Regions from separate parts of the Homo sapiens genome. Here region 1 is linked to region 2. A link is a contact called in ENCODE Hi-C or POLR2A ChIA-PET data. All regions are on one chromosome and are shown on one strand. Each heading gives the region's core, a stretch centred on a gene start or an enhancer-like site at or near the end of the contact. The rest is flanking DNA. Distances are from core to core; before and after follow the strand shown. Region 1 overlaps RASA2 (RAS p21 protein activator 2). Region 2 overlaps LOC124909441 (a long non-coding RNA gene).

Region 1 (3,386 bases), core at 549-3,048, 240 kb after region 2:
TTTTCTGTTTGTCTCCTATTTTATAGTTTTCTGTTTTCTTTTTCCTGTGGGTTACTTGAACACTTTTTAGAATTCCATTTTGATTTATTTATATTGTGTTTTTAAAAAATCTATGGTCTCTTTGTATAGATTTTTTTTTAGTGGTTGCTCTAGGTATTACATTATACATGCATAACTAATCATAATGTACTGATGTCAACATTTTACCAATTAGAATAAAATGTATGTACTTTACCTTTCTTTAAATCCCTTTACCCTCCCCCATTTGTAATATACTTTGTCTTAAATATTTTGTCTACATATATTGAGAACCACATCAAACAATGTTATAATTTTTGCTTCAGCCATCTAACACAGTTGAAAAGAGTTAGAGGAAAAGGAAAGTGTAAGTCTGTTGTCTCTACCCACATTTTTGCCCTTTCCATGTTATTTTTTTCCTTTCTGATGTTTCACGATTCCTTCTGTGATTAAGTGTATAGAGTTTCCTCTTAACATTCTTTTAGAGTAAGTCTCTTGGTGATACATTCTCTTGGTTTTCCTTCATCTCAGAAGGTCTTGATTTCCTCTTCATTTGTAAAAGATAATTATACTAGATATAGAATTCTGAGTGGACAGTTCTTTTCTTTCCACATTTGAAAATGTACCACTTCCTTGTGTCCTCGATGGTTTCTGATGTGAAGTTCATTGTCATTCAAATTGTTTTTCCCTATAGGTAACACACCGTTTTTCTCTGGCTTCTTTTAAGGTTGTTCTTTGCCTTTAGATTTCTTTTCTTTTTTCTTTCTTTCTTTCTTTTTTCTTTTTTTTTTTTTTTTTGATATGGAGTCTAGTTCTGTCACTCAGGCTGGAGTGCATTGGTGTGATCTCAGCTCACTGCAACCTCTGCCTCCCGGATTCAAGCGATTTTCATGCCTCAGCCTCCTAAGTAGCTGGAATTACAGGCATGCACCACCATGCCCAGCTAATTTTTACATTTTTAGTAGAAACAGGGTTTCGCCATATTGGCCAGGCTGCTCTCGAACTCCTGGCCTGAAGTGATCCTTCTGCCTTGGCCTCCCAAAGTCCTGGGGTTATAGGTGTAAGCCACCACGCCCAGCCTGCCTTTAGATTTCTATATGTTTTAGCTTGATTGTGATGTATCCTGGAATAGATTTATTTAATTTATCCTGTTTGGGGTTCGCTCAGCTTCTTGACTATGTATATTTATGTCTTTTGCCAGATTTGGGGAATTTTCAACCATTATTTCTTCTATTAATTCTTTATCACCTCTGCTATCTTTCTCTTCTTCTTTCAGAACGCCAGTGGCACAAATGTTAGGTCTTTTTTTTACAGTCCCAGAGGTCCCCCTGAGGCTTTGTCCTTTGCTTTTCCCCCCAGTCTATTTTCCCTCTGTTGTTCAAATTGGGTGATTTCTATTGTTATGTCTTCAAGTTCACTGATTCTTTCCTCTGTCTTCTTCATTCTTCTGTTTAGCTTATCTGTTGAGTTTTTTATTTTGGTTATTTATATTTTTAAGTTCTAAAATTTATATTTGATTCTTCTTTATAACTTTTTTCCTTTGGTGAGAGTTTCTTTTGCAGAGACTTTCTTGTTTTTTTGTTTCAAACATATTCATAATTGTTCATTGCATTATTCACAATAGCAAAGACATGGAATCAACTTAAATGGCCATCAATCGCAGACTGGATAAAGAAAATGCAGTACATACATGCCATGGAATACTAGCCGTAAAAAAGAAAGAGATCATATCCTTTGCAGGAACATAGGCGGAGCTGAAGGCCATTATCCTTAGCAGACTAACGCAGAAACAGAAAATGAAACCAAATACTGCACGTGCTCACTTATAGTGGGAGCTAAATGATGAGAATGCATGGACACATAGAGAAGAACAACAGACGTTAGGGCCTACCAGAGGGTGGAGAGTAGGAGGAGGGAGAGGATCAGGAACAATAACTAATGGGTGCTAGCCTTAATACCTAAGTGACAAAATAATCTGTACAACAAACCCTTGTGACACAAGTTTGCCTATATAACAGACCTGCACATGTACCCCTGAACTTAAGTTAAAAAGAAATTGCTCATTGAATTATTTTTATGATGGCTGCTTTCAGATCCATGTCACATAATCATAACAATCATGTCATCTTGGTGTTAGTGTCTTGTGTTAGTCCATTCTCACATTGCTATAAAGAAATACCTGAGACTGGGTAATTTATAAAGAAGTTTAATTCACTCATGGTTCTGCAGGCTGTACAGGAAGCATGGCAGCATCTGCTTCTGGGGAGGCCTCAGGAAGCTTCCAATCATAACAAACACCAAGCGGGAGCAGGTGTCCTACATGGCAGGAGCAGGAACAGGAGAGAGAGTGGGGAGGTACTACATACTTTTTTTTTTTTTTTTTTTTTGAGATGGAGTCTCACTCTGTCGACCAGGCTGGGGTGCAGTGACACGACCTCCACCTCCTGGGTTCAAGTGATTCTCCTGCCTCAGCCTCCGAGTAGCTGGGATTACAGGTGTGCACCACCAGACCTGGCTAATTTTTGTATTTTTAGTAGAGTTGGGGTTTCATCATGTTGGTCAGGCTGGTCTCGAACTCTTGACCTCGTGATGTGCCCACCTCAGCCTCCCAAAGTGCTGGGATTACAGGCATGAGCCACCAAGCCTGGCCCTCTTTTAGTTATTTTTAAATGTATAATAAATTATTGTTGTCTGTAGTCACCTTCTTATGCTGTTAAATACGAGATCTTATCCATTATATCTAACTATATTTTTGTACCCTCACTTCCCGTCCCAGCCCCTGGAAAACTTTGTTCTACTCTCTGTTATCATGAGTTCAATTGTTTGAGTTTTTAGCTCCCACAAGTGAGACCATACGAGGTTTGTCTTTCTGTGCCTGGTTTATTTCACTTAACGTAATGATCTCCAGTTCCATCCCTGTTATTTTGAATGACAGGACCTGATTCTTTTTTGTGACTGAAAAGTACTCCATTATGTATATATACCACATTTTCTTTATCAGTTCGCCTGTTGATGGACACTTAGATTGCTTCCAATTCTTGACTATTGTGAATAGTGCCACAGTAACCATGAGAGCGCAGATACCTCTTCAATATACTGATTCCCTTTCTTTAGTGGGATTGCTGGATCATGTGGTAGCTCTATTTTTAGTTTTTTGAGGAACCTCCAAACTGTTCTCCATAGTGGTTTTATTAATTTACATTGCCACCAGCAGTGTACAAGGGTTCCCTTTTCTCCATATCCTCACCAATATTTGTTACGCATGTCTTTTGGATAAAAGCCATTTTAACTGGAGAAAAATTATAATTTCATTGTAGTTTTGATTTACACTTCTCTGATGATCAGTGATGTTGAGCACCTTTTCATAA
Region 2 (3,534 bases), core at 1,009-3,508:
TTTTCCTAATGTAGCTTTTCCAAGAAAACGGAATCTTGTTATAATAGATTGTCTTAGCCTGGTCTCCCTTGAAGCAGAGTCTGAGAAAAAAAAAAAAAAAAAAGCTTAAATGTAGTAGTTTGTTAAGTTGGTTAGGGGATGTGGTACCAAAGGAGCAGGAGTGAAAGAGGGGACAGAAGGGGAAGGAGGGAAAGCCAGTGTAAGGATGCACAGGGGCAACTGGGTGCTCTATCCCACAGGACCTCCTAAGAAGGCTTGGGAAATACATCTCAGAACTGTTCACTTGTGGGAAACATTTATCCATTGGCTACCAGCCACAGCTGCCTTCCCTGCTCTGCTGACTTGCATGTGCATGACTGCCCAGCAGGAGGGTGCCTTGTACACCATGGCATCAGAGAAACACTAGGGCAGGAGGCAAGAGAATCAATCTCTCTCTCTCTCTCTCTCCCTCCCTCCCCACCCCCATGTGTGGACACAGTAAGAAGGTGGCTATCTGCAAGCCAGGAAGAGAGGCCTCACTAGCAACTGAAAATGCTGTCTCCCTGACCTTGGACTTCTCAGCCTCCAGACCTGTGAGAAATAAATGTCTGTTATTTAAGGCAAAAAAGAGAAATCAGTAACTGGAAAAAGACTAAGAGGGTTGGAAATGGAGCACGAGATGCACTTTATGTGCAGGATGGGCCAGCACTTGTTGAGCATTTCAACGCCCAAGACATGCAGTGTGCTTTTTACGCAGAACCTTGTTTCATCTCACAGTAACCTGTGACTTAAAGATTATCATCCCCTTTTCTTTTTTTTTTTTTTTTTTTTTTTGGAGACAAGCTCTCACCCTTGTCATCCAGGCAGGAGTACAATGGCAGTAATAGCTCCCTGCAGCCTCAAGCTCCTGGGCTCAAGCAATCCTCCCACCTCAGCCTCCCGAGCAGCTGGGATTGCAGGCACGAGCTACCACACTCAGCTAATTTTCATATATTTTTTTGGAGATGGGGTCTTGCTGTGTTGCTCAGGATGGTCTCAAACTCCTGGGCTCAAGCAATCTGTCTAGCTTGGCCTCCCACAGTGCTGGGATTATAGACATGAGCCACCCCGCCCAGCCTATCATCCCCATTTTTAAGACAGGGAAAGAAACTGAGAGGAGAGGTCACTTGCCAAGGCCTCTCAGCCACGAAGTGGCAGAACTGGGAGGCAAACTAGTCTGACTCAAGCCCTTACTCATAGTCATTATATCATTATATTAAACATTCCTCACAGGGGTCTACAGAAAGCATGTGTGATGGCTTACCAATACATACTAAATAGTTCTCTCCGGCATGTATAGATTTTACATTCATGACAGCGTAAATCAAATTAAAAACGCTTCCTTGGCCCTCCACAGCCTTCCAGATAAAATCCAGGCTCCCTAAGGGCCTCCCTGAGTACATGGACTGCAGTTGTTGATGGATTTTCTGCATGTCTGGAAGACAGAAAAAGCGTCTTGGATCATGGTGTGGGGTGTGAGATTGACAGGATCTCCGAGAGGACAGTCGCTTCCAGAGCACTTCAGAAGCCAGTGATTTCTCAGTCCTCCACTCTTCTCCCCTTCCCTATCTGTGGTCTCCAGTGTGATCACCTAGAAAAAGAGCTTTGGAACCATATAGACCAAGCTCAAATCCAGTTCTCTACCACTTCGCAGGTGTGGAGCCTCAAGCAAGGTACCCAGGCTCCTACAATCCCTAAACCAGGGATGATGACTCCCGCAGAGTGTATGTGAAGCTCCAGACACATGGACCATCTCCACCTGGCAGGAGTCATTATTTCTCACAAATGACTCTCTCCATTGCTCTGAGACACCAAAACCAGTTGAAACCAGAATGACAGCCCTGCCCACATTTTTTTTTAATGTGAAAGATGAAAGGTCCTCATTTCTTGTTCTGATAGCTTCCTGCCACACACTGAAGTCTCCTCAAGGACACGTCTTTTACTGCATGCAGCTTCACAGTCAGCTCCTCAAGCAGAAGACTGAACCGTGACTTGTTTTTAGAAGCTCTCCGGGTAGGGAGGACATATCCATATGCAGGACAGAACCTTGCTTTTCAAATTCAAGAAAAAACAGTAACTAATCTATCGATTCTTCTGTGATTCAGTCTGCCAGGGTGTTCTGTAAAGAATCCTTTTCCATCCCTATCACACATTTGTACGAAAGGGGAGGGAGAGGTGGCAGGGTCCCAGTACACCGGCAGGCACTTCGGCGATGCCCGGGGCTCCGCTCCCTTTCTGTTGATAGTTGTAGGCGTCATTTCTGGCAGCTGCTGCAGCTCGATGCAGGGAAGGAAGGGGCCACCCACCAATCACCTCTTTCTGATGCCACATTTTTGACGTTCATGGAAGAGGCCTGTCTCAGAGCTCCCTAAGCTGACAATCTTTGGGCAGCCATCTCTATTCTTCTCCTGGCTGGTGCACTCCTTACAATAATAGGCATCAGAGACTCCCATGGCCTCCACAGATCTCACAGTGTCCCTGGTAAAAGCCATAGTTACACTCATCATATAAGCATACCAGGGTGAAGGGACAGACACAGCGGTCACAAATCACACACTTGCCGTCAGTTTTCACACAATCTTCCGATGGCAACATCAGCCTGCTTGCAGCAAAAGATCAAACCCAGATAATGTTCAGCCGTAGCTCCTGCTCACGCTGCATTGCCCTCTTTTTAAAGCCAAGAAGCCCATCTGGAGGCATCAAATCATGCTTTATGCATAAGTAGGAGCTACAACGCATTGGCCACATGCACCTCCCTTGGGGGGACTCAAATTTACTGAATCCTGCCTTTGTGCCCAACACTGCATTTGGAACCTTATATAAACATCTCCACTATTCCCCAAGAGGGTTCATCCTTTCCCCTTGTTTCTTCATTATCTATGTCTAACTTCCATCCTTCCTGCTTTAGTTGGACTTGCTGTTCATTTGAGAGGAAGCTGCTGACCACAGAGTTCAGCAAAAGAATGGGAGTATGGAGGCTCAAAGTGTGGCCCCTGGAGAAGCTGAATGAGAAGTAGCCCTGGATATGGTGTAGACTCCCACAAACCAGAGATCCTGCCCTCAGTGCCTCAGCTTTAGGAAGCTGCTCCCTGCCTTGCTCCTGGGCAGACAGGTATGGTATTGATTTCCCCATACCCCAGCATCCCCACCCCAGTTTCCCTCTCTTCCCCCATTGCCCGGTGCTTTGGCTGGCATGCCCCTGACAACCAGGGAGGGCAAGTCCTTCTCCTGGTGGGTAGCCGGCTGGCTTCCTCCCAGCTCAGAGCCAAGCATGCCTCAATTAGGTACGCCCTAGGATGGGAAGTCCTTCCAGGGGCCTTTCCTCAAAAGCCGGCCAGAAGTGGGCTCCTTCAAGCCTAAAGTTAAGCCGATGGAGTATGCAGGGTGGAGACGTGAAGGAAGGCCACACCACCTTCTGGTGGCAACTCCGCCTGGCCCACGTTTTGCCGCTTTTCCTCTTTCCCTGTCAACCACACCACGTGAGGCCTCTTTCCCAGCAAACCAAAGCTCCCTCTG

The links. A loop is a pair of places that touch in the nucleus more often than their neighbours do. ChIA-PET counts read pairs that join two places held with the same protein, here RNA polymerase II (POLR2A). Pooled maps may share reads with other maps.
Region 1: a map of IMR-90 shows a loop between it and region 2 (2.3-fold over the local background). The contact joins two enhancer-like sites. A Hi-C loop is called at or near these places in 16 of 168 maps with a recorded cell type or tissue (A673, CD4-positive, alpha-beta T cell, GM13976 and 12 more), 1 of 37 single-sample maps with no recorded cell type and 13 of 50 pooled maps. POLR2A ChIA-PET finds 5 or more read pairs at or near these places in 3 of 52 experiments (CD4-positive, alpha-beta T cell, activated B cell and common myeloid progenitor, CD34-positive).

The regions. Positions count from the first base shown.
Region 1 is chr3:141,543,078-141,546,463 of GRCh38, forward strand. All of the region lies in intron 5 of RASA2 (RAS p21 protein activator 2), which reads left to right. Among named protein-coding and RNA genes, the nearest start is that of RASA2-IT1, 20 kb to the left of the region's middle. Within about 2 kb of position 1,799, at least 3 of the 41 ENCODE cell types and tissues checked have a DNase peak (open chromatin) inside an H3K27ac peak, as active enhancers do; they include CD4-positive, alpha-beta T cell, where a contact is called at or near this core.
Region 2 is chr3:141,305,278-141,308,811 of GRCh38, forward strand. It overlaps LOC124909441 (a long non-coding RNA gene), which reads left to right. Exons shown (of 4, transcript XR_007096119.1): 2 at 479-3,130. It also overlaps the pseudogene PHF5AP7. Among named protein-coding and RNA genes, the nearest start is that of ZBTB38, 61 kb to the right of the region's middle. Within about 2 kb of position 2,259, at least 2 of the 41 ENCODE cell types and tissues checked have a DNase peak (open chromatin) inside an H3K27ac peak, as active enhancers do; they include CD4-positive, alpha-beta T cell, where a contact is called at or near this core.